Regions from separate parts of the Homo sapiens genome. Here region 1 is linked to region 2. A link is a loop called in an ENCODE intact Hi-C map of the cell type or tissue named here. Cell type or tissue: PC-3. All regions are shown on one strand. Each heading gives the region's core, and the rest is flanking DNA. Links, peaks and the distances in the headings are about the cores only.

What was found. Peaks named below come from ENCODE experiments on the same cell type or tissue, not always from the same donor. Only the 100,000 strongest peaks of a DNase experiment are listed, where the experiment ranks them.
Region 1: a loop joins it to region 2, with 6 times the contacts of the local background. A loop is called at or near these places in 23 of 110 quality-filtered maps.

What each region holds. Positions count from the first base shown.
Region 1 is chr1:77,895,090-77,905,283 of GRCh38, reverse strand. The region is part of intron 1 of NEXN (nexilin F-actin binding protein); the gene reads right to left. Among named protein-coding and RNA genes, the nearest start is that of NEXN-AS1, 11 kb to the right of the region's middle. In PC-3, for the core only: a CTCF peak has its summit at 4,411; DNase peaks (open chromatin) are centred at 4,403 and 5,463.
Region 2 is chr1:77,813,882-77,829,856 of GRCh38, reverse strand. MIGA1 (mitoguardin 1) reads right to left here. Exons shown (of 16, transcript NM_001416120.1): 7 at 14,626-14,749. Among named protein-coding and RNA genes, the nearest start is that of MIGA1, 42 kb to the right of the region's middle. In PC-3, for the core only: a CTCF peak has its summit at 4,424 (motif pointing left); DNase peaks (open chromatin) are centred at 4,376 and 5,576; H3K4me3 peaks cover 286 bases; H3K27ac peaks cover 1,452 bases.

The DNA.
Region 1 (10,194 bases), core at 1-8,000, 75 kb before region 2:
GCCACTTATATTAATTTTTTTTTTTGAGACGGAGTCTCACTCCACTGCCCAGGCTGGGCAATGGCGCAATCTCTGCTCACTGCAACCTCTGCCTCCCGGGTTCAAGCGATTCTCCTGCCTCAGCATCCTGAGTAGCTAGGACTACAAGCACGCACCACCACACCCAGCTAATTTTTGTATTTTTAGTAGAGACAGGGTTTCACCATGTTGGCAAGGATGGTCTCTATCTCTTGACCTCGTGATCCGCCCACCTTGGCCTCCCAAAGTGTTAGGATTAAAGGCGTGAGCCACCATGCCTGGCCCATAAGTATTTATTAAGCATCTACTATGCCAGGCACTCTACTGGGCACTGAGAAATATAACACTGAACACACAGACATGGTCTCTATTCTCATGCTATTAACAGTCTCTTTGCAACAACTCTCAACAAAAGCCTTGGAACCGGATTTTTAAGTGGTCCAGCCTGATTTGCTATTTGCAAACACAGGTAAGGTTCTAACATCAACCATGCCTACTATAGAATTGAAAGGCAGTATACACTATTCCCCAACTTCCAGTTAGATGACTAAGATCAATGATTTCCATTCTCAGTCCATATTTTGCACTTCTCTTACTCCCTGATTTTCCTCTGTACGCATGGTAGACTCTACGCTCCCTTCCCAGATTGCAGGGGATCAGTTGCTTTCCAGTATCTTGTTCAATTAAATTATAATTTAAAATAACCCCCAAAAGCTATCACATAAAGCTTTTCAATATTCACGCAAAAACTAGCAAGTTTGAAAGATCCTCTGTTCCTTTGATTCAACTTTTCATTCTCTTAACAAACTGTCTATACTATATTTTAAAGAAGTCTTCTGTTGAACATTTATAGCAGATTATTAGTCTTTTAGAAACATATTCTCAAATGCCAAATATCATACATTAAATATATACAGCTTTTGGTATGTCAATCATATGTTAATAAGGTGGTTTTTTAAAAAATTCCAAATATCACCAGGAACAGTGGCTCATGCCTGTAATCCCAGCATTTTGGGAGGCTAAGGCGGGCGGATCACTTGAGGTCAGGAGTTTGAGACCAGCCTGGCCAACATGGTGAAACACCATCCCTACTAAAAATACAAAAATTAGCTGGGTGTGGTGCCAGATACCTGTTATGTCAGCTACTAGGAAGGCTGAGGCAGGAGAATCCCTTGAACCTGGGAGGCAGAGGTCGCAGTGAGCCAGGATTGCACCACTGCATTCCAGCTTGGGTGACAGAGTAAGACTCTGTCACAAAAAAATAAAAATAAAAACTAAAAATTTCAAATATCAATTTAATCTTTGACTTATTTTATCATCTCCTCCCACTTCCTTTCTTTCTTGACAGGATCTCACTCTGTCGCCCAGGCTGGAGAGAAGTGGTGCAATCACAGCTCACAGTAGCTTCGACCTCCTGGGCTCAAGCAATCCTCCCACCTCAGCCTCCTGAGTAGCTGAAACTACAGGCACACACCATCACACACAGCTAATTTCTGTATTTTTTGTAGAAACAGGGTTTCATCATATTGCCCATGGCTTGTCAGTCTTCCCAGTTTCGTGCTTATATATATTAATAGTCAACATTTCAGTTACCAGTCTATAAACTTAATTTTGCTGCTTTATTTAGCAAAAGGCCCCAGCTGCTCCTTCAATTTCATATAATTATGCTTGCCAGAAATTATTTCTATTTAGTCTTCATATGTATCACTATAATTTTCATTAATAAACTTACAAAATGAGAAGCTATAAAATTCAAAGTATTCACTTTACTGGTTTTCTTTTCTTCGGAATCCTGATAAACATTTTCAAATTATTCAATCTTTTCAATAGGTGCCGGAATCCAAGTGTAATGACATAGTTAACTTCAGTTGCTATAGGGCAGCTACTTTAATGTAGTTTCTTCAGAACTCTTAACTGATACATATTGTATTAGAATAGAATAATAATTTAAGTATACATTATTGGTAAAAAAAATAGGTTTTAAAAGTTCCAGAAGAACTTCTAGCCATGATTGTTCTGATTTCTCTCTTTTTTTTTTTTCATTTCTTATGATAGGATAACAGCCCACCATTCTTTCTGCCCTCAACCAGGCCCACTAGGTTCTCTACTCAACTACTGCCATCTCTACCTCTCTGTGCTCTAGTGTATCACTCTAACTCTGAGGATGTTAACTGTGTAGTGCATCATGGATCAGAACTAAAATTCTCACCTGGGCTTGACAGGCCTTCTGCAGACCCTCAGACTCTTCAGTTTCCTTTGTCTTCTCTCCATTTTTTCAACCTTCCAGCTAGACAAATCTATTTAGTAGCCTTTTTCTACCTCCAAGACCTTTCTTAAGTCACTTCTTTACCAAGGAGGTATTTTCCCAAACTAATTATAATGGAAATGGTGATTTTTCTCCACTTCATCTTAAACATGGTTGTTTTTTCTCCTTCAGTCTCTGAGACCTCTAAATATGCTTAGATTTCTAGGTGTATCTGGCATAAACTTTAAACATTTTTATATTGGTAAACATCTCAGACATATCAGTCTAATCTATCTTTTTTGTTTACTTTTTTATTATGGAAAATTTCAGGCATACAAACTGAAAGAGACTAATACAATGAACCCCCATACACCCATATCAAGCTTCAACAATTATCAGCTTTTTCCACTGTATTAGGCAATACAAAGTCTGTTTCATTTATTTTGTGCAACACCTATTTCAGCATAACACATCTTTATAGATGTTTTAAATAATATTCTACCTGTACTCACCATATCCTAGGCTCTATGTAGTACATCCTCCTATCCTCTCAGAATATGAACAGAATCAAAACCTATAATTCTTGCCTTTTATTCTCTTTTGGGAAAACTTTAACCACTCAAAGAAAATTGGTAAACTTTCATTTGATGAAGTCATTAATAAAGTAATGAAAAGTTACATGTACAAATAAAATTTAAGGATTTTTTTAAAACTGCAGTACGTTAAAGGAAAGTTCTGAAACCTCTAAACCAAATAAAGGAGGAGAAAATAACAAATTGAATACCTATTGTGTACCATAAACTAGGTGATTTTCATATGCTTTATAAATTTAGAGTGATGAGTATGACAGAACTAAGAATAAACAGAAAAAGATAAATTAGTGAACATTGATGTTTTTTCAAGAAACATTTATTGAACATTTTTCTATAATGTGCTAGGTACAGTATATAGGCTACTACATAAATAATAACGAATAGGATAAAATATCTGTTATGGAGTTTATGGTCTAGATGAGATAAAATATAACTATCAAAAATATAATAAGGCTTACATTTTTAGATTAGAAAAGGCTTTATTTAGGTAACATCTGAAAGTGTGTAAACACACATAAAAATTAGCTTTAGCTGGGTGCATTCCTGTAGTCCCAGCTTAGTTAGCGAGGACTGAGGTAGAAAGATCGTTTGATCCCAGGAGTTTGAATCTGGTTTGGGCAACATAGTGAGACACCATCTCTAAATAAAATAATAAGATCTGTGATGTTAAAGAAAATCCCCCCACAAAAAGAAAGGCTATGTATTATAAAGTGGGTCTCAAACTTTTGGGGCTCAGGACCTAAAGTCTGGGCCCATTATTGAGGATCCTAAGGTGGTTCTTGGCCACCTTAAAGGGGCAGCCACAACACAACAATTCGGCTCCATTGCACCTTGTAAGTATCTAAGATCCCCGGCAAGTCCATTGAATTCTTATGAAGAATAAGATGAGAGAGAAAACAGTGACCAAAAGATAAGGTTGAACATGTGGTTCTAAGAGTTTGGTTATAATAGAGGTTTTGTTTATATGGATAATAACAATAGGTCTTTAATATATTAGAAATTAAAACAAAATATTCTAATATGTACTTATAAAGTCATTTAAAGTAACAATAACAAACCATTATTTATAAACATAAAAATAATTAGTAAGAAGAGGAAAATAATTTTACATTTTTGCTAATCTCTGGTATCTGGCTTAATAGAGGAAAAATACATTCTCATATCTGCTTCTGCATTCAAACTACGGTGATGTTGTTTTGATTGAAGTCTCTAAGAAAATATGACCTTATACTAATATGTAGTTGGAAAAGGAAGGACTTTATGGACCCCTAAATGGTACTGAGGACTCCCAGGGGTTCTAAGACCACATTTTGAGATTTGCTGAGTTACAGGAAAAACATCCTAATTGAGTCATATCAAGTTCTCATTCTAGAAATGTATTTTAGAATGCTAAATGGAGATTGGCTTAACAACTTAATTCCTATACTCAGTGACCTGAATGCCAAGAGACTTTGTATCTGGAATCTTAACAGGCTTTTCTTCTTCTAGCGTTAAGTGATTTTTCTTGTTTGAGTAGGCAGATGCAATGTCCTTGGCCACCTTAAAGGGGCAGCAGCAACCCAACAATTCAGCTCCATTACACCTATGTATCTAAAATCCCAGGCAAGTCAATTGAATCGTTATCAAGAATACGATTAGAAAGAAACCAGTGATCAAAAGATAAGATGGAACAGGTGGTTCTAAGAGTTTGGTCATAATAGAGAAGGCTGGGATGATAAAGAGATTTAGTAATGGCATTCTAACACATTAAGCATTCATGTTAAATGAAGACGAATATGTATCCACCGCAGGTTTCAGAGGTAATATTGCAATATTAGTATAACCCATACACAATTTATCAAAAAAGCTGCATTTTTTCAAATTTGACAGATGAGGTCTGTATTTACAATACATTATTTTTGTGAAAAGGAGAATCTGCTGTATGCCAAAAAGTATGCCTGGCAATGGGATACGAAACAAATAAGAGCTAGCCCTTGTGAATCAAATAGCTTTGGTGACAGAAATAGATGTACTAATTATTATATGATGTAGTAAATGCTATAATACCAGTATTATAACCAGGCTATAGAAACATGGAAAAGACTATGGTATGGTTAAGGAAGAGGCTGGGTTAAAGAAGGTTTCACGGAGACAATGACATTTGAGTTAGACCTTGACAGATAAGTAGAATTTCACAAAGTGGAAAAGATTGTAAAGGCATCCAGGAAAAAGAACCAGAATGAACAAAAATACCAATGCCTGGTGACCCATTGCAAATCTGGGGAGCTATAAAATTGTCCAGTCAGTCTATGGCAAAACTAGAAGGACAGGCTGGGCACAGACTAGAATGAATACTGTGCACCATATTAATAAAAAGTTCAGATATTACCTAATAATACTATAGGCAATAGAGAGCCAGCAAACGAGCATGACTGAAAGATGTATCCTAGAAAGAAAAGAAAAAGAAACTCATAGCAATGTAGAGAATGGAGTTTAATGGGGAAAGACTAGTGGAAGGAGGACAAGTACAATGACCTTGGTAAGAGAAGATAAGGGCCTGAATTAGGACATTAGCATTAGGAATGAAAAGCTGGAAGAGACATTTTGGAAGTGGAATTGACAGGACATGGTGACTCATTATTTATTTAACAAATATTTCTTACGCTCCTACTTTGTGTCAGGCGCTATCCTAAGCTTGGGGAGATGAAAGGGAACAAAAAGTCAAAGTCCCTGTCTTGATTAAATTTTTTTGTTTGTTTTTTGTTTTTTTATTTTTTATTTTTTTATTTTATTATTATTATATTTTAAGTTTTAATGTGCACAATGTGCAAGTTTGTTACATATGTATACATGTGCCATGTTGGTGTGCTGCACCCATTAACTCGTCATTTAGCATTAGGTATATCTCCAAATGCTATCCCTCCCCTCTCCCCGCATCCCGCAACCGTCCCCGGAGTGTGATGTTCCCCTTTCTGTGTCCATGTGTTCTCATTGTTCAATTCCCACCTATGAGTGAGAACATGCGGTGTTTGGTTTTTTGTCCTTGCGATAGTTTGCTGAGAATGATGGTTTCCAGTTTCATCCATGTCCCTACAAAGGACATGAACTCATCATTTTTTATGGCTGCATAGTATTCCATGGTGTATATGTGCCACATTTTCTTAATCCAGTCTATCATTGTTGGACATTTGGGTTGGTTCCAAGTCTTTGCTATTGTGAATAGTGTCGCAATAAACATACGTGTGCATGTGTCTTTATAGCAGCATGATTTATAGTCCTTTGGGTATATACCCAGTAATGGGATGGCTGGGTCAAATGGTATTTCTAGTTCTAGATCCCTGAGGAATCACCACACTGACTTCCACAATAGTTGAACTAGTTTACAGTCCCACCAACAGTGTAAAAGTGTTCCTATTTCTCCACCTCCTCTCCAGCACCTGTTATTTCCTGACTTATTAATGATCGCCATTCTAACTGGTGTGAGATGGTATCTCATTGTGGTTTTGATTTTCATTTCTCTGATGGCCAGTGATGATGAGCATTTTTTCATGTGTTTTTTGGCTGCATAAATGTCTTCTTTTGAGAAGTGTCTGTTCATAACCTTTGCCCACTTTTTGATGGGGTTGTTTTTTTCTTGTAAATTTGTTTGAGTTCATTGTAGATTCTGGATATTAGCCCTTTGTCAGATGAGTAGGTTGCGAAAATTTTCTCCCATTTTGTAGGTTGCCTATTCACTCTGATGGTAGTTTCTTTTTCTGTGCAGAAGCTCTTTAGTTTAATTAGATTCCATTTGTCAATTTTGGCTTTTGTTGCCATTGCTTTTGGTGTTTTAGACATGAAGTCCTTGCCCATGCCTGTGTCCTGAATGGTATTGCCTAGGTTTTCTTCTAGGGTTTTTATGCTTTTAGGTCTAACATTTAAGTATTTAATCCATCTTGAATTAATTTTTCTACAAGGTATAAGGAAGGGATCCAGTTTCAGCTTTCTACATATGGCTAGCCAGTTTTCCCAGCACCATTTATTAAATAGGGAATCCTTTCCCCATTGCTTGTTTTTCTCAGGTTTGTCAAAGATCAGATAGTTGTAGATATGTGGCATTATTTCTGAGGGCTCTGTCCTGTTCCATTGATCTATATCTCTGTTTTGGTACCAGTACCGTGCTGTTTTGGTTACTGTAGCCTTGTAGTATAGTTTGAAGTCAGGTAGCGTGATGCCTCCAGCTTTGTTCTTTTGGCTTAGGATTGGCTTGGTGATGCGGGTTCTTTTTTGGTTCCATATGAACTTTAAAGTAGTTTTTTCCAATTCCGTGAAGAAAGTCATTGGTAGCTTGATGGGGATGGCATTGAATCTATAAATTACCTTGGGCAGTATGGCCATTTTCATGATATTGATTCTTCCTATGCATGAGCATGGAATGTTCTTCCATTTGTTTGTATCCTCTTTTATTTCATTGAGCAGTGGTTTGTAGTTCTCCTTGAAGAGGTCCTTCACTTCCCTTGTAAGTTGGATTCCTAGGTATTTTATTCTCTTTGAAGCAATTGTGAATGGGAGTTCACTCATGATTTGGCTCTCTGTTTGTCTGTTATTGGTGTATAAGAATGCTTGTGATTTTTGCACATTGATTTTGTATCCTGAGACTTTGCTGAAGTTGCTTATCAGCTTAAGGAGATTTTGGGCTGAGACAGTGGGGTTTTCTACATATACAATCATGTCATCTGCAAACAGGGACAATTTGACTTTCTCTTTTCCTAATTGAATACCCTTTATTTCCTTCTCCTGCCTAATTGCCCTGGCCAGAACTTCCAACACTATGTTGAATAGGAGTGGTGAGAGAGGGCATCCCTGTCTTGTGCCAGTTTTCAAAGGGAATGCTTCCAGTTTTTGTCCATTCAGTATGATATTGGCTGTGGGTTTGTCATAGATAGCTCTTATTATTTTGAGATACATCCCATCAATACCTAATTTATTGAGAGTTTTTAGCATGAAGCATTGTTGAATTTTGTCAAAGGCCTTTTCTGCATCTATTGAAATAATCATGTGGTTTTTGTCTTTGGTTCTGTTTATATGCTGGATTACATTTATTGATTTGCGTATATTGAACCAGCCTCACATCCCAGGGATGAAGCCCACTTGATCATGGTGGATAAGCTTTTTGATGTGCTGCTGGATTCAGTTTGCCAGTATTTTATTGAGGATTTTTGCATCAATGTTCATCAAGGATATTGGTCTAAAATTCTCTTTTTTGGTTGTGTCTCTGCCAGGCTTTGGTATCAGGATGATGCTGGCCTCATAAAATGAGTTAGAGAGGAGTCCCTCTTTTCCTATTGATTGGAATAGTTTCAGAAGGAATGGTACCAGCTCTTCTTTGTACCTCGGTAGAATTCGGCTGTGAATCCATCTGGTCCTGGACTTTTTTTGGTTGGTAAGCTATTGATTATTGCCACAACTTCAGAGCCTGTTATTGGTCTATTCAGAGATTCAACTTCTTCCTGGTTTAGTCTTGGGAGGGTGTATGTGTTGAGGAATTTATCCATTTCTTCTAGATTTTCTAGTTTATTTGCGTAGAGGTGTTTGTAGTATTCTCTGATGGTAGTTTGTATTTCTGTGGGATCGGTGGTGATATCCCCTTTATCATTTTTTATTGCATCTATTTGATTCTTCTCTCTTTTCTAAATTTTTTTTTTTTTAATTAGACAGAGTCTTGCTCTGTCACCCAGGCTGGAGTGCAGTGGTGCAATCTCAGCTCACTGCAACCTCTGCCTCCCAGGTTCAAGCAGTTCTGTGCCTCAGCCTCCCGAGTAGCTGGGATTACAACTGTCTGCCACCACACTCAGCTAATTTTTGTATTTTTAGTAGGGATGGGGTTTCACCATATTGGCCAGGCTGGCCTTGAACTCCTGAGCTCCACCCGCCTCGGGCTCCCAAAGTGCTGGGATTACAGGTGTGAGCCACCATGCCCAGCCTTCTTGATGGAACTTACACTGTAGTGGGGCACAATTGCAAGAGGTTTGGCCAATTTGATTTGGAGGGGTAGAGGTGAGGAGAGGAATATTGTCAAGAATGAACCCAAGCAAGAGTCAGAGGATGAGAAATAAACAAACAAACAAGTAAATAAAAAAGGATGAACCCAAGGTTTCTAGTTTGAGCAAATGGGTGAACAGGGTTACCATTAACTGGAGATTAAATTAAAAGGCATGTTTAAGTCAGAAAATGAGCTCAGTTTCTGAGTCACTGTGCTTGGCCGACAACTTATTTATTTATTTATTTATTTATTTATTGAGACAAAGTCTCACTGTGTCACCCAAGCTGGAGAGCAGTGGTGTCATTTCTGCTCACTGCAACCTTTGCCTCCTGGGTTCAAGCAATTCTCCTGCCTCAGCCTCCCGAATAGCTGGGATTACAGGCACATGCAACCACACCTGGCTAATTTTTTTTAGTACAGACAGGGTTTCACCATGTTGGCCAAGCTGGTCTCCAACTCCTGACCTCAAGTGATCTGCTCACCTAAGCCTACCAAAGTGCTGGGATTACAGATGTGAGCCACTGTGCCCAACCAGGCTGTCAACTTTTAAGATTTCTTTTTTGAGATGGAGTCTTGCTCTGTCGCCCAGGCTGGAGTGCAATGGCACTATCTCAGCTCACTGCAACCTCCACCTCCCAGGTTCAAGTGATTCTCATGCCTCAGCCTCCTAAGTAGCTGGGATTACAGGTGTGCACTACCACACCCGGCTAATTTTTGTATTTTTTAGCAGAGATGGGGTTTCACCATGTTGACCAGACTGATCTCTAACTCCTGGCCTCAAGAGATCCGCCTGCCTTGCACCCCCAAAGTGCTGGAATTACAGGCGTGAGCCACAGTGCCCAGCCAACTTTTAAGAAGATTTTAAACGTAATACTTAACTATATGCTACAAGTAAATGTTGAAACCTAATTCTTACAGTCTTTGGAACAAGCAACAAAATTGTTTTGAGCTTCATAAAATATGAGCCTAAATTTTTATCATTTTTCACTTGTACAGGAAACATAAACTTAGGTATAATGTAACTTTATTGCATTTAATTAATGAAGGTTGCAACCTTATACTTTAAAAATTACACTATAGGTGACCGGGCGCGGTGGCTCATGCCTGTAATCCCAGCACTTTCAGAGGCCAAGGCGGGCGGATCAAGAGGTCAGGAGATCGAGACCATCCTGGCTAACACGGCGAAACCCCATCTCTACTAAAAATACAAAAAAATTAGCCAATCATGGTGGCGGGTGCCTGTAGTCCCAGCTACTCGGGAGGCTGAGGCAGGAGAATGGTGTGAATCTGGGAGGCGGAGTTTGCAGTGAGCTGAGATTGTGCCACTGCACTCCAGC
Region 2 (15,975 bases), core at 1-8,000:
TATATTATTCAAAGAGAGGTGCTGAGGCAATTACCCATCCAAACATTAAAAACAAAACAATAAAATACATTTAAAAAAACTTCTACGGCCGGGCGCAGTGGGTCACGCCTGTAATCTCAGGACTTTGGGAGGCCGAGATGGGAGGATCACTTGAGATCAGGAGTTCAAGATCAGCCTGGCCAACATGGTGAAACCCCGTCTCTACTAAAAATACAAAAAAATTAGCTGGGCGTGGTGGCAGGTGCCTGTACTCCCAGCTACTAGGAAAGCTGAGGCACGAGAATCACTTGAACCTAGGAGGTGAAGGTTGCAGTGAGCTGAGATCGCGCCGCGGCACTCCAGCCTAGGTGACAGAACGAGACTCTGTCTCAAAACAAACAAACAAAACTTCTAGAAGATTTTTTAAGGGACAGGGTCTCACTCTGTTACCAAGGCTGAAGTGCAGTGGTGCCATCCTAGCTCACTACAGCTTCAAACTCCCAGGCTCAAAAGATCCTGCTATCTCAGCCTCCCAAGTAGCTGAGACAACAGGCATATACACGCATGCCACCACACCCAGCTAATTACTTTTATAAAATTAATTATTCTACTTATTTTTTTGTAGAGACAGGGTCTTACTACATTGCCCAGGCTGGTCTCAAACTCTTGGCCTCAAGCAATCCTCCCACCTTGGCCTCCCAAAGTGCTGGGATTACATGCATGAGCCACCATACCTGACCAACTTCTAGAAGAATAAAGACCTAAATATGAAAAACAAAGCTTTAACACTTTCCAAGGAAAATACAAAAGAATTATCTTTATCCCTCTAAACAATACATAGAAAGCACAAACCATATAGGAAAGAATGAAAAATGTGATGACATTAAAATTAAATATCTGGGACCAGGTACAATGGCTCATGCCTGTAATCCCAGCACTTTGGGAGGCTGAGGCAGGACGACCACTTGAGCCCAGGAGTTCGAGCCCAGCCTGTGAAATACAGGAAGACTCCCATGTCTACAAAAAATACAAAAAAAATTAGCTGGGTGGTGTGGCACATGCCTGTAGTCCCAGCTACTTGGAAGGCTGAGGTGGGAGGATCCCTTGAGCCCAATAGTTCAAGGCTATAGTAAGCTATGGTCACACCACTGCACTCCAGCCTGGGTGACAGAGTGAGACCCTGCTTCAAATTTTTAAAAAGAAAAAACAAAAAGACAAACAGACTTACTGGCAGTAGTACTTTATATATTTGAGGCTTAAAATAAAATACACATGAACCATACATTATATTTTCCTCATGTACTTAAAAAATTAGTTTTAAATTTCTACTTCACTAAAAATAAAGTTCTGTATTTAATAAGCTGAAATTATACCATTTACTTAAATTTATTGCAAAAAACCTTAATGATACCCATCTTGTCTATCCATCCAAATATCTATCATTCAGATATTACCTGCAGGGCCTCGTAAGCAGAAATGCACATGAGAATCACCTGCTGAACTAGGAAATACAAACCCAAAGCTTCATGTCCCAACCCCAAAGTTTCAATTTCAGTAGGTCTAGAGCAAAACCTATGAAGGTGATTCTGATAAACATCATAGAAGACCCACAGACCTACTACTATCTATACTACATTCAAACCAGTTTCAGACACTGAATAGAATTAAGTATGTCTTCTGCCCACAAGGAGTTTAAGGTTTAGCATAACACACTGGATATGTACATAAATAATTATAATGTATTGTCAAGAGTAATCAATGTCACAAAGGAAACCATTAAACCTCCCCACCCACCTTTATTTATTTATTTATTTATTTATAAGACAAAGTCTCACTCTGTTGCCCAGGCTGGAGTGCAGTGGCCCAATCTTGGTTCACTGCAGCCTCCTCCTCCTGGGTTCAAGCTATACTCCTACCTCAGCCTCCCAAGTAGCTGGGACCACAGATGCACACCACCACACCCAGCTAATTTTTGTATCCCACCTTCATATTTCATATAGGACTTCCACTCCAATCTCCAAGAAGCAGCTATTCTGGTTTTACATTTTAAGTTGCTCCCTTCACCTCTTCAATTGCTCCTCCCCATGGGAAGAGTAACTTGGCTAATGCTGAGAACCTGCATGCAATTAACCAGGTAGAGGAAAATAAGATAAAATTAATGTTCACTAGTTCTTGGTGTGTACTAGTTCACTCTCCTTCGCAGACTTTCTAGAGAAAGGTCAGGGTCTGCAAACCCATCCTCACTTTTGCTCTGGATCTCACTCCTTCTGAGCTGGACAAAGTGTTGGCAGAAATTGTAAGGCAGGCAGGGAATCTCTACGCAGCTGGCTGGGTAAGTATGTTGTTAATTTGCTCTGTATTCTCTTCTCCAGATAATTTTTTATTTTATTTTATTTTATTTTTTGAGACAGGGTCTCACTCTGTCACCCAAGCTGGAGTGCGGTGGTGTGATCATAGCTCACTGCGGCCTCGATTTCCAAGACTCAAGCAACCCTCCCCACTCAGCCTCCCAAGTAGCTGAGACTACAGGCGTGAGTCAACACACCCAGCTTCCAGAGAATTTTTTTGAGGGGAAAGGAAGAAGTTGTAAAAATCCTTAACACATTGTCCAATCTGGCTATTAAGAAAAAAAGTTTAGGTCAGGCGTGGTAGTCGGGAGGCTAAGACAGGAGAATCACTTGAACTCAGGAGGCAGTGAGCGGAGATCGTGCCACTGCACTCCAGCTGGGCCACAGAGCAAAACACCATCTCAAAAAAAAAAGGCTCTTTTTGGCCAGGTGCAGTGGCTCATGCCTGTAATTCCAGCACTTTGGGAGGCCCAGCTGAGTGGATCACCTGAGGTCAGGAGCTTGAGACCAGCCTGGCCAACATGGTGAAATCCCATTTCAGCTAAATATACAAAAAAATTAGCTGGGCGTGCTGGCGGGCGCTTTTAATCCCAGTTACTCGGGAGGCTGAGGCAGGAGAATCACTTGAACCCAGGAGGCAGAGGTTGCAGTGAGCCAAGAATGTGCCACTGCACTCCAGCCTGGGCAACAGAACAAGACTCCATCTCAGAAAAAAAAAAAGGCTCTTTTTGTGTTCTTAATTTATTCAGAATCCAGACCTGGCATGGTGGCTCATGTCTGTAATCCCAGCACTTTGGGATGCCAAGGAAGAAGGACTGCCTGAGCCCAGGAGCTCGAGACCAGCCTGGCAACATAGTGAGATCCTGTCTCTACAAAAAATTAAAAAATTAGCTAGTCATGGTAGTTCACGCCTGTAGTCCCAGGTACTCAGGAAGCTGAAATGGGAGAATCACTTGGACCCAGGAAGTTGAGGCTGTGGTGAGCCATGATCGCACCATTGAATTCTAGCCCAAGCAACAGAGCAAGACCCTGTCTCAAATAATAATAATAATTAATAATAATAGGATATGCCAGCAAGAGGCAGTATATCCATTATCATTTTTTATTTTCCTCCTACGCATGACAAGGTCAGAGATGAGGGAAAATCAGTAATCTTAGCTACATCTAGAATAATTATTTTTTCAAACCCTTCAGATAATTTCTAACCCGGAAAAAGGTAGATTTATAAAAAGCACCTTTTTTTACTTTACCAAAAAATAAGTTTAAACATGGCTTACCTTGTTTCATTAAATACAAATTTATATTACTATGAGAAAAATCAAATTAATTCCCAGAAAAAAAGAATGTTGTCTGCAGAATTGACTAACAATATCATTGTAAAACAACTTATGAACATGTGACATCCTCCTATCTATAACTATGAAATTTTTAAACCAGCTTAGAACAGGCCTCTTTAAACTGCTAGACTATAATTATAATAATGAATAGATAAGTGTTTACCATGTGCCTATGCTAAATATGTTATGTAATCTCACTTAATCCTCACAGTTTTATGAAGTTGATCCTAATATACTCCTACACATTACAGATGAAAAAGCTGAGTCTAAGCAAAGTCAAGGCTTGCTTAATGTCTCGGCTAGCAAGAGGGGTAGAGCCAGGATTTGAACCCATGCTTGTTTGACTCCAAAGCCCATATTCTTAATTACTAAGTTATACTATGTATAATTGAAATCATATTGGAGGTTTTCGTTAAGCCTTCAGAAGTTACAAAAAAAAAGTTTATCAATTATAATTTAACAATCTCTGAAAATAGAAGCTACAAATAAACATAAACATAACACTTCCAGATACTTTTAGCTAGAAGAACTTGCACAATAATGGAAATTTACAGTAATGTTATTTCATGTCTTCTCTGCATAACTTCCACGTTCTTTCTCATTCTGAGTTACAGTACCAGGTGCATACAAAGCCTGCCAGCAAGTGTTGACTTATATTTAACTCCCAGTGCTACAAGTAGCAACACAGAATGGCACCTGAGTCACAGGCATCCAACATGTAGATAAAACGTGCTGCCCTCTAGTGATTTCAACATCTCACATTCAGCACTAAACGGTCTTATAAGTGAATAAGGAAAACGTTTTCATTTTTAGAGAACTAACTCAAATCTTCATTTCATTTGTTTGTGATTGCACAACTCCTATATTCCTATAAGAGAAACAGAACAGGGCCAGGCATCGTGGCTCATGCTGTAATCTCAGCACTTTGGGAGGCTGAGGCGGGCAGATCACTTGAGGCCAGAAGTTCGAGACCAGCCTGCCAACATGGTGAAACTCCGCCTCAACTAAAAATACAGAAATTAGCCAGGTGTGGTGGGGCACGACTGTAGTCCCCAGCGCACCTGCAGTCTCAGCTACTTGGGAGGCTGAGGCAAGAGAATCACTTGAACCCTGGAGGCGGAGGTTGCAGTGAGCCAAGATCATGCCACTGCACTCCAGGCTGGGCATCAGAGCAAGGCCCTATCTCAAAAAAAAAAAAAAAAAAAAAAAGAGGAATAGAACAAATAACTATTGTTTAAGCCTGTATTAAACTCTTGGTGCACTAGCACTTAGAAATGCATGCAATAATGACTCATTAATTCAGGATGGTTAAGGAAATGCAGCATGGAACATGGCAAACAATAAATTATAGAATATGGAGTGGGTTATATTTTATGGGTGGAATTCATTCCTTAAAACATAATTCAAACCCTGCCTAATGCAAAGCTATTTTCTTATCATAGGAAACATTGTAAAGATGGCTTGAAATACAACTACTGTGCTATATTTCTTTTTGCAGGCATACTTTTAAACCACAATAATTATAATAAAATCTGTGTTTATGCTTTTAAAACACAAAATATTACTAGTAAACCATTTTGTATCAGTATCACCTCCTTCCAAAATATCAAAAATATTTCCTATTTTAATTATTTTTAGAGACTGAGTCTCACTGTTTCTCAGGCTGAAGTACAATGGCCCAATCGTAACTCACTGAAGCCTCGAATGCCTAGGCTCAAGGGATTCTCCTGCCTCAGCCTCCTGACTAGCTAGAACTACATGCACACACCACCATTCCTGGCTTAAATTTTTTTATAGAGACGGGGATCTCGCTATGTTGTCCAGACTGGGTCTTGAACTCCTGGTCTCAAGCAACCCTCCTGCCTCAGCCTCCCAAGTGCTGGGATTACAGACAGGCATGAGCTACCACACCCAGCCTGTTTTCTATTTTAACACAGATGACAGCACAGCTTAGGAATGCATTTGAATGTTTGCAATTTTAGAGCCAGGTTGTCAGAAGTTTTTCATTTTAAAAATAAAAGTCCTCCTATTTTAATACTGCTCTTTTATTTTCTCAGCATTAGTTCTAATATTTCCAGCATGTTTGCTGCTAAATTAACAGAAATGTCAGATCTTCTTTTCAGTATTTATCATATTTAATGGCTTCTTGGATGGCAATGTTACGGAATAGAAAATAGATTTAAAATTTAACCAAAGTAAAAACAACAACACAACCAAATCACTTGCAGAAGTTCCCATGCGTATAAACAACAGTATGGTTTATAGGCTATTCACAAAGGATAGTTAATATTTCTGGTTACCAGCTGAGGTGTCACGACCTATGTGGCAACAGAGAAACAGAGTTTAGAATTCAACAGGCCCACCAGCTTTGAAACTAAGTGATTCTTTAAAGAACTTTTTAAAAATTTTGTCCAGCCTAGACAACAAAGTGAGACCCCGTCTCTACAAAAGAATTAAAAAATTAGCCAGGCACAGTGGCATGCACCTGCAGTCCTAGCTACTCAGGAGGCTGAGGCAGGGGGATTGCTTGAGCCCAGGAGTTTGAGCCTGCAGTGACCTATGACTGTGGCAATGCATTGAAGCCTAGGAGACAAAGCAAGACCCTGTCTCTAAAAACCAAAAAACCCAAAACAAAAATTTGGGATTTGCATTCAATTTAACATGAAATGCTATTCTGCACTATTTCAAATTCATGAAAATCTACTTACTTAAGCTTAGCTTAACACCATCCACAGTGTATTTTTAACTCCTTTATTGAAGTATAATTTACATACCACAAAATTCTCCCCCTTTAAGTGTGCAATGTGTTTTAGTTTTAAATGTATAGAGCTGCGCAATGGTTACCATATCCAGTGTTAGAACCATACTATATGTTTTTCAAAATCTATGTTATTAACTTCATCTACCAAAAGTAACCCCAAATAATTCACAATACTGATAACTCAGAAGTTTTTTGGATCTGCTATTTAAAAAAAAAAAGGAGAATAGACATCATTTATTTTCAATAAATTCATTGTTATCTACAAAGAAAAATGCTGAAAGAATCATGCTGGGCCGGGCGTGGTGGCTCACGCCTGTAATTCCAGCACTTTGGGAGGCCGAGGCGGGAGGATCACGAGGTCAGGAGTTCGAGACCAGCCTGGTCAACGTGGTGAAACCCCGTCTCTACTAAAAATACAAAAATTAGCCTGGCGTGGTGGCACACGCCTATAATACCAACTATTCGGGAGGTTGAGGCAGGAGAATTGCTTGAACCCAAGAGGTGGAGGTGGCAGCGAGCCAAGACTGTGCCACTGTACTCCAGCCTGGGCGACAGATCAAGACTCTGTCTCGGAAAAAAAAAAAAAAAAAAAAAAACATGCTGAAAGGATTTAAACAGTCCGCCTATAATCTTATCCATAATGTTAAGTTGGCAAACTACTCTTCTATAAATAGTACAAATGTATAATAAGTAGAATCCTTATTTAAATTTTGAATTCCAAATTAGTAAAATAAATTTTGCTAAGGCTCTTCTAAAGTAAATAAAATCTGACACATTAGCCTTCCAATACTAAAATGATTTGCAAGTGAGTATAGAACCAGCTATGAACATTTGATGGCAAATCCCTAGCTGCAAAAAACTCAGCCTCAGCAATATTTCCAAATAGTGTTAATTAATATCAGCCTCTTTTTCAAAAAAATTCTGTATTTTCCTAAATTCCCAGTTAACATTTTGTTATGATATACAAAAAAGTATCCCATGATCTCTCTCACTCTTTTTTTCTCTAGAGACAGGATCTCACTCTGCCACCCAGGCTAGAGTGCATAGGTACCAACATAGCTCACTACAGCCTCGAACTTCTGAGCTCAAGTGAAGCTCCTGCCTCAGCCTCCTGAGGAACTAGGGCTACAGGTGTGAGTTACTGTGCCCGGCCCCATGGTCTCTTTATAATCAAGATGAAAAACGTAAAAACAGAATAAGCTGAATTCATAGCTGGTTGAACAAAGTGTTTTTTTAACAGCTTTATGAGCTATTACTGACATACAAAACTGTATATATTTAAGGTGTACGATTTTTTTTTATATGTATGCAATGTGAAATGACCACCAAAATCAAGCTAATTAATGTATCTACCACCTCTATAGAGTGATTGTGTGTGTATGTGTGTGTGTGGTGTGTAAGGTAAGATTTAAGTTCTAGCCTTTTAGCAAACTTCAAATATGCAACACAGTATTATTAACTACTGTCACCATGCTATACATTAGATCTCCAGAATTTATTCATCTTGAATAACTGAAGCTTACAAAGTATCTTAATAATTATTTGTGACCTAAGGAAATTTGACAGTGTCATGCCTCAGGTCTCTGACTCTGACACTATCCATTTTAGCAATTTTTATTAATGATTTCAATGACAGCACTCATTACCAACTATACAAAACTAACCAAATTAGAGAATGATACAAAGTTGAGAAGAATAATTAATACGTTAGATGTCAAATCAAAATCTAAAACTATTTGGCCAGGCGCGGTGGCTCACAACTGTAATCCCAGCACTTTGGGGGGCGGAGGCGGGCGGATCACCTGAGGTGGGAGCTCAAGAGCAACCTGACCAACATGGAGAAACCCTGTCTCTACTAAAAATACAAAATTAGCCAGGCATGGTGGTGCATGCCTGTAATCCCAACTACTCAGGAGGCTGAGGCAAGAGAATCGCTTGAACCCAGGAGGCAGAGATTGCGGTGAGCTGAGATGAGATCGTACCATTGTTCTCCAGCCTGCGCAACAAGAGCGAAATTCCATCTCAAAAAAAAAAAAAAAAATCTAAAACTATTTAACAATTCAGAATGATGACTCAGAACTAACAATTTAGTAAGAATAATAAATACAGTACCTATACCCTTGGTCCAAAAGAACAACTGCACAGGAATAAATGAGGGAAGATGTGGCTTAATGGTAAGAAACTAACAATAACAAAGAACTTAGAAATTTTAGTTAACCATAAGTTCACCAAAAGCCAATGTAAACCTTAGACTCTATTATTATAATGTCCAGAATTTATTATCTTTTTTTTTTTTTTAAGACGGAGTCTCACTTTGTCGCCCAGTCTGGAGTGCAATGGCACAATCTTGGCTCCCTGCAACCTCCACCTCCCAGCTTCAGGTGATTCTCCTGCCTCAGCCTCCCAAGTAGCTGGGATTACAGGCATCCGCCACCACACCCAGCTAATTTTTGTATTTTTAGTAGAGACGAGGTTTCACCAGGTTGGCCAGGCTGGTCTTGAACTCCTGACCTCAGGTGAGCCACCTGCCTCAGCCTCCCAAAGTGCTGGGATTACAGGCATGAGCCACCATGCCTGGCCTAATGTCCAGAATTTATAGTTCAACATGGTAGGCAAATTACCTTCTAGTTCAAGAAGGTACTTCTCTTTCCTCCCAAAGGCCCATTGAGAAGGACAGAAGAAATTTTTTTTAATGGAGTAAAGTATAGCATCACTGGAAAACATGAATAGGATATCAGTGGACCAGAAATTTTAAAGAACGTCTTGAAATTGGCAAATACAGGATCAGAAAGGTAGAATAAGAACAACAACAACAACAAAAACGACAGCCTAAGATTCTAGAGGTAAAATGATGGTCTTCCTGAGTGTCCTAGAGAAGTTCCAAATTCCGAGCCAATACACATTGTTACCCTGTTCCTAGAACTTTCATTTAATCCTCAGTTTATAAAATTGGTACTCTATATGTTAATTTTTCAGAAGAGGAAGCCAAGGCTTAGACAGGTTTTATAATCACACAGATAAATGGAAATGTCAGGAGTTGAACCCAGTTAGTCTGCATCCACAGTCTGTACTTTTAGTTATTATACAGATGTAGGATAATCCGTCAGAGTAACTCATTAGCACTACACTAAGTTCAGGGTCACAGTCAGGCCCTCTGTCTCACATAGCTTGCCTCTTTTGTTCTTGGATTAAACCTTGACAATTTCTTTCTACAAAATGTGTGAAATCTGCCTAGAAAGCCTGAGAAAGGAAGAAAGACACATGAGCTAACTACAGATCACCACATGAGTATAGAGGAAGAAAAATTAAAAAAAAAAAAAAAAAAGATCTACACAAAAGCATACCACCACCAGAAATAAAAGTCTCCTTACTCTGTCAGCTGTGGAATTTCCAGGCTGCCTGCTCTAAGCTGACCTTTCCTACAGGGAATTTTGGGTATAGGCATACTTTGTCCACAAAAAGTTCACAGTTAATCCTCCCATTCAAGGAAGACGTCTGTCCTATAAGTGGTAAGTCAATACAGCATGGTGATTAAGAGAATGGACTGTGTGACTGGGCACAGTGGCTCATACCTGTAATCCAGGCAGTATGGAAGGCCGAGTTGGGTGGATCATTTGAGCCAAGGAGTTTGAGACCAGCCTGGGTAACACGGCAAAACCTCACCTCTACCCAAAATAAAAATTAGCCAGGTATGGTGGCAAGTGCCTGTAGTCCCAGCTACTTGGGAGGCTAAGGTGAGAGGATCGCTTGAGCCCAGGAGGCAGAGGTTGTACTGCGTCAAGATCGAGCCACTGCACTCCAGCCTGGGCAACACAGCCAGACCCTCTCTCTCAAAAAAATAAAGAATAGGCCAGGCGCAGTGGTTCACCCCTGTAATCCCAGCACTTTGGGAGGCCAAGGTGGGTGGATCACCTGAGGTCAGGAGTTCATGACCAGCCTGGCCAACATGGTGAAACTCCATCTCTACTAAAAATACAAAAACTAGCTGGGCATGGTGGCACGTGCCTGTAATACCAGCTACTCAGGAGGCTGAGGCAGGAGAATTGCTTGAACCCAGGAGGTGGAGGCTGCAGTGAGCCAAGATCACGCCACTGCACTCCAGCCTGGGTGACAAGAGTGAAAAGGAAAAAGGGAAAAGGGAAGAGAAAAGGAAAGGAAGGACTCTAAAGCTAGCTTGACTGGGTCCAAACCCGGGTTCCTCCACTTAATAGCTGTGTAACCCTGGGGAAGTTATTAATGCCTCTGTACTTCACTTTCCCCATCTGAAAAATAGGGATGATAGGTATATTTATATCCTAAAAGTTGTTGTAGGGATTGAGATGATTTTCTTTTTCTTTTTTTTTTTTTTTTTGGGACAGAGTTTTGCTCTTATCGCCCAGACTGGAGTGCAGTGACACCATCTCAGCTCACCGCAACCTCCGTCTCCTGGGTTCAAGCGATTCTCTTCCCTCAGCCTCCCGAGTAGCTGGGATTACAGGCACCCACCACCATGCCCAGCTAATTTTTGTATTTTTACAAGAGACAGGGTTTCACCATGTTGGCCAGGCTGGTCTCGAACTCCCGACCTCAGGTGATTCACCCACCTCAGCCTCCCAAAGTGCTGGAATTACAGGCGTGAGCCACCACGCCCAGCCAACACCCTGCTAATTTTTTATCTAGAGTTTCCTCTAGAGATGAGGTCTCACTATACAAGGCTGGTCTCGAACTATACAGGCTGGTCTTGAACTCCTGGGCTCAAGCAATCCTCCCACATCTGTCTCCCAAAATGCTGGGTTTGCAGTCATGAGCCACCATGTCGAGCCAGGAAAGACTTCTTAGCCATCATCTAATTTCATCTTTCCCCCTGTGTGTTAATAGCTAGGGGAAGCTAGTTAATAGTAGCTACTAATAACTAGTAGCCACTATTGTTTGTTACCATGTACTAGGTGGGCCCTTTGTTAAGCACTTCACGTACATCCTTGTGTCTTCTCTGGGTCAGGTACTGTTATATTCTGAATGAAAATTATCTCAGCAGGACACAGTGGCTCACACCTGTAATCCCAGCACTTTGGGAGGCCGAAGCAGGTGGATCGCCTGAGGTCAGGAGTTCGAGACCAGCCTGACCAACACGGAGAATCCCCATTTCTACTAAAAATACAAAATTAGCCAGGCATGGTGGTGCATGCCTATAATCCCAGCTACTCAGGAGGCTGAGGCAGGAGAATCGCTTGAACCTGGGAGGCGGAGGTTGCGGTGAGCCGAGATCATGCCATTGCTCTCCAGCCTGGGCAACAAGAGCAAAACTCTGTCTCAAAAAAAAAAAAAAAAAATTAGCAGGACGTGGTGGCACACACCTGTAGTCCTAGCTACTCAGGAGGGTGGGGTGAGAGGATGGCTTGAGTCCAGGAGGCAGAGGCTGTAGTAAGCTGAGATCACACCACTGCACTCCAGCCTGGGTGACAGAGAAAGACTGCTGCAAAAAAAAAAAAAAAAAAAATCTTCCAATCTTGAAATCCTACCAGATTCTTAAGGGAAAAAAATGAAGTTCATCAAATTAGACAAAGCAGATTCCAAAACAATGAAGTATTCACTGACATCAGATAGATACTTGGTTTACATTCGCCCCGAGCCTCTGAAGGCATTTGTTACACTATCTTAATTTATGACTATTAACTTTAAGTTGCCTCTCAGTAAGTTAAATGTATACAATGATTTTGGATTTAAAGAATGAGGAGAGTTAACTGACTTCTAGGCAATTTTGATCAATGTCAAGTAACAGTTGTAAAAGAGCTGCTCCCAGAGTCTCAGCCATAAATTCAGCTCTTTTGATCCAGAAGTTCAAAAATGCAAACTTGCAATATCCAAACAATTCCCCAAAATGAACAAAATATAACAGCTTCACATTAAATGGAATCTCCAGGGCAACAGGAGGCCAACGAACTGGACGGCTACAGAGAAAAGCACATCAGTCTAGTAGGCAGTGACAGCACAGGTTAAAACATGAGTGGGGTCAGGAACTTATTCCAAACCTAAGCTAACTAAGTGCATGGACTGATTGTGGGTCCCACCCTATCCATTTAGAGCTCCAGATTAACAATAGTTGCCTCAGAAACAACTTGAAGACCCCAAAACTAAGCCCCTAAAACTAAGCCCCCAAAACTAAGACCCCAAAAACTAAGCCACATGCCCAGAGGTATTCTTGTCTAAAAGCAACAAGAATCTAAAGCAGACCTCTGAGACTGTACCCAAGGAATCCTTTTAACCTGAAGAAATAAGAGACGGACCCAGTCAACCTCTACAGAAGGATATAGAAAAAATGTGCCCAGGCATGCCAAACAGAACCAAATCCGCGATGAATATTACAAGACTAAAGGAACAAGAACTACACATCCACAAGATCCTTATAATGAGGCTAAAAGAAACTGCCAAAGATTAGACAGTGTAGACAAAGCCTCCATTCCTAGAGTAAGACATTAAAAGTCCCAGGATCCTCTTCCTCTTTCCTCCTTATAATTTTTTCCTACTTACTTTTCTCTGTGGCATTCCGTGCCACTTCACCATTTTTCTAACTTTTCTAGTTGTTCCATTCTTATTCTACATTTGAGGTTTTAAAAAATTTCTTTTCTCGGTTCTTTCTCCTACTTAGTATCACAAATGACGTTCTAATTAAAGTTACAAAAGAAACTGTAGAAAAAATTAATATAAAGCTTTGACAAATTATATTTGTTGATACGAATACTGCCTACTTTTTTTCTAGACTGTAATCTCCTAGCTATGTCAAAACATTATGCCTATGCTAATAGCAGAGAAGCTATTAAAAAACACTCAAGTCTAATAAATAATGTTTGGTGACAATAATAGTACGACAAAGCAGAGACCAAAGAGATTTCATATAACCTTATGACATATACACAGTAATTCATAATTCTAATACAAACAAAATCTTTTACCTAAACTCAAAATGCATAGATATAAATATCTCAAAGTTCAGCTGCTTTCAGTACTAATGTGGAAAAAGTTAAAACTCCTTAGCTTTTATTTTAATTGGAAAATAATAATCCTCTTCATACTAAAAAAGACTTAAATTATTTTTGACCAAAAAAACCATGTAATTTTGTCTTCTTTCTTTCTTTGGGGGCATTTATAGAAGTTGAAGAAGCAACTTTAATCATTCCTTTCTTCCAAGACTTCATTCAAGAACCTCACCTTGGCCAGGCATGGTGGTCCACGCCTGTAATCCCAGCACTTTGGGAGGCTGAGGTGGGAGGATCACTTGAGGTCAAGAGGTGGAGATCGGCCTGGCCAACATGGTGAAACCCCACCTCTAATAAAAATACAAAAATTAGCTGGGTATGGTGGCACATGCCTGTAATCCCAGCTACTCAGGAAGCTGAGGTAAGAGAATTGCATGAACTTGGGAGGCGGAGTTTGAGTTGAGCCAAGATCATGCCACTGCACCCCAGCCTGGGTGACAGAGTGAGTGAAACTCTGCCTCAAAAAGAAAAAAAGAAAAAAAGAAAAACCTCATCTTGTCTCCACAAAAAAAATTTTTTTAATTAGCAAGGCATGGTGGCATGTGCCTATAGTCCCAGCTACTTGGGAGGCTGAGGCAGGTGGATCACTTGAGCCCAATAGGTCAAGGCTGCAGTGAGCTGTGATCGTGTCACTGCACTCCCACCTGGGCAACAGATATCCTGTCTCAAAAAAATAAAAAATAAAAAACTTTTTAAAAAGTATCTTTAAAACTCTTTTCTCTTTAAAGTAGGAAACAAAGGTAATGACCCATAACGATGTATGTACTGACTATTTACATCAACAGCTATCCTGCGATTAAAGTGGGTCCCAACATACATAATTCTTTAAAGTATTTTAAGTAATATTATATGCATATTTCTGAAGTGCTGAGTCTGTCCCATTTGTGTATTTTTATTCTTTTCTCCCTCCAACACTCTTAACTAGATTTTTTCACCCACAATATATTTTAAAATAATGTCACAGCCTGCCTATGATAAGTACTTGAATTTGTATCTTAAGGGCATTAGTTCATTTGAAAATTAAAACTGAAAGAAAAAAGAAATATGATAAAAATTTTTTCTCTTGGCTAGTTTATTTTTTTTTAAGTAACCTATTATTACATAAGACAGACACTTATGCAGATGATTCCAAGGATATAAAAGAAAAGTAAACATTTCATAAAAGCCATATGAAATATCCATCTTACCAATATCATCAGCAAGGGAATTAGGATCAGATGCCCCAAGGGTAGCTTCAAACTCCTCTTGGAGACGATAGGCTCTTTGCAGCAGAGCTTCGAGTTTATGGATAAATTCAGTACTAATAATATCCTACAAGGAGAGAAAAAGTACACAGAACAAATTAAATTCTAATGTTAAAATTCTAAATATTTTTCCCACTTTTAAATAAAAGGCAAAGAAAGTGAGTAATATAAAAAAACAACTGAGAGATGGTGGAAAGAGTACAGCAGCAGAAGTCAAGAGGCCTGGGTTCTAGCTGTGTCTTTGGCAAAATTACCTTAGTTCTTAGTGATTCAGTTTCTTTACCTATAAAATTAAGGAGTTAGACTAGATTGGCAGTTCTCAAAGTAAGGTCCTTGAGCCAGCAGCTTCATTATCACCCAAGAACTTGGTAGAAATGCAAATTCTTAGGATCCACCCCAGTCCTAGTCAATGAGAAACCCATGGGGTAGGGCCTCCAAATCTGTGTTTTAACAAGTCCTCTAGGTGATTCTTATGCATTCTCAAGTTTGAGAACCACTAGCTTAACTAAATAATCAATAAGGACTAGTCTAGCTCTACACCTTTATGTGATTTTAATGAACATAATGGCACTTAATTAATCCCAAAGCACAAATCAAACTTTAAAAAATTCCAAGCCAGACAAGGTAGAATGTGCCTGCAGTCCCAGCTGCTTGGGAGACTGAGGCAGAAGAATTGATTGAGCCCAGGAGTTCTGGGGTATAGTGTACTATGATTGTTCCTATGAACAACCACTGTACTCCAACCTGGGCAACATAGCAAGACCCCATTTCTTTAAAAAAAAATCCTTTAGAAATCAATCTGCTTATTTTGCATATCCTGGGAAAGTCAATAAACTTGATGAATGGTAAATCTGGCATTTAACAACTACCTGGATAGAAAAAGACTAATAAGAAATACCCCACATTGTCCCAAGGAAGAAGAAAAAAACAGTTCTATTAAATGCACATAAAGCAAATACACTGAATCAACATTAAAAAATACTTTGGGTCAGCACCTTGGCTCATGCCTATAATCCCCAGCACTCTGGGAGGCCAAAGTGAAAGTGCTGCCTGAGGCCAGGAGTTCGAGACCAGCCTGGGCAACATAGTGAGACACCATCTTTACAAAAAATTTAAAATTAGCCTGGCATGGTGGTGCATCCCTATAGTCCTAATTACTCAGAGGACAAGGCGGGAAGATCGCTTGAGCCCAGGAGTTCAAGACTCAGCCTGGGTAACAACAGTGAGACCCTACCTCTACCAAAAAAACAAAAAAAAAGTTTGATTCTTCTAATATTATGAAGACCACTCAAA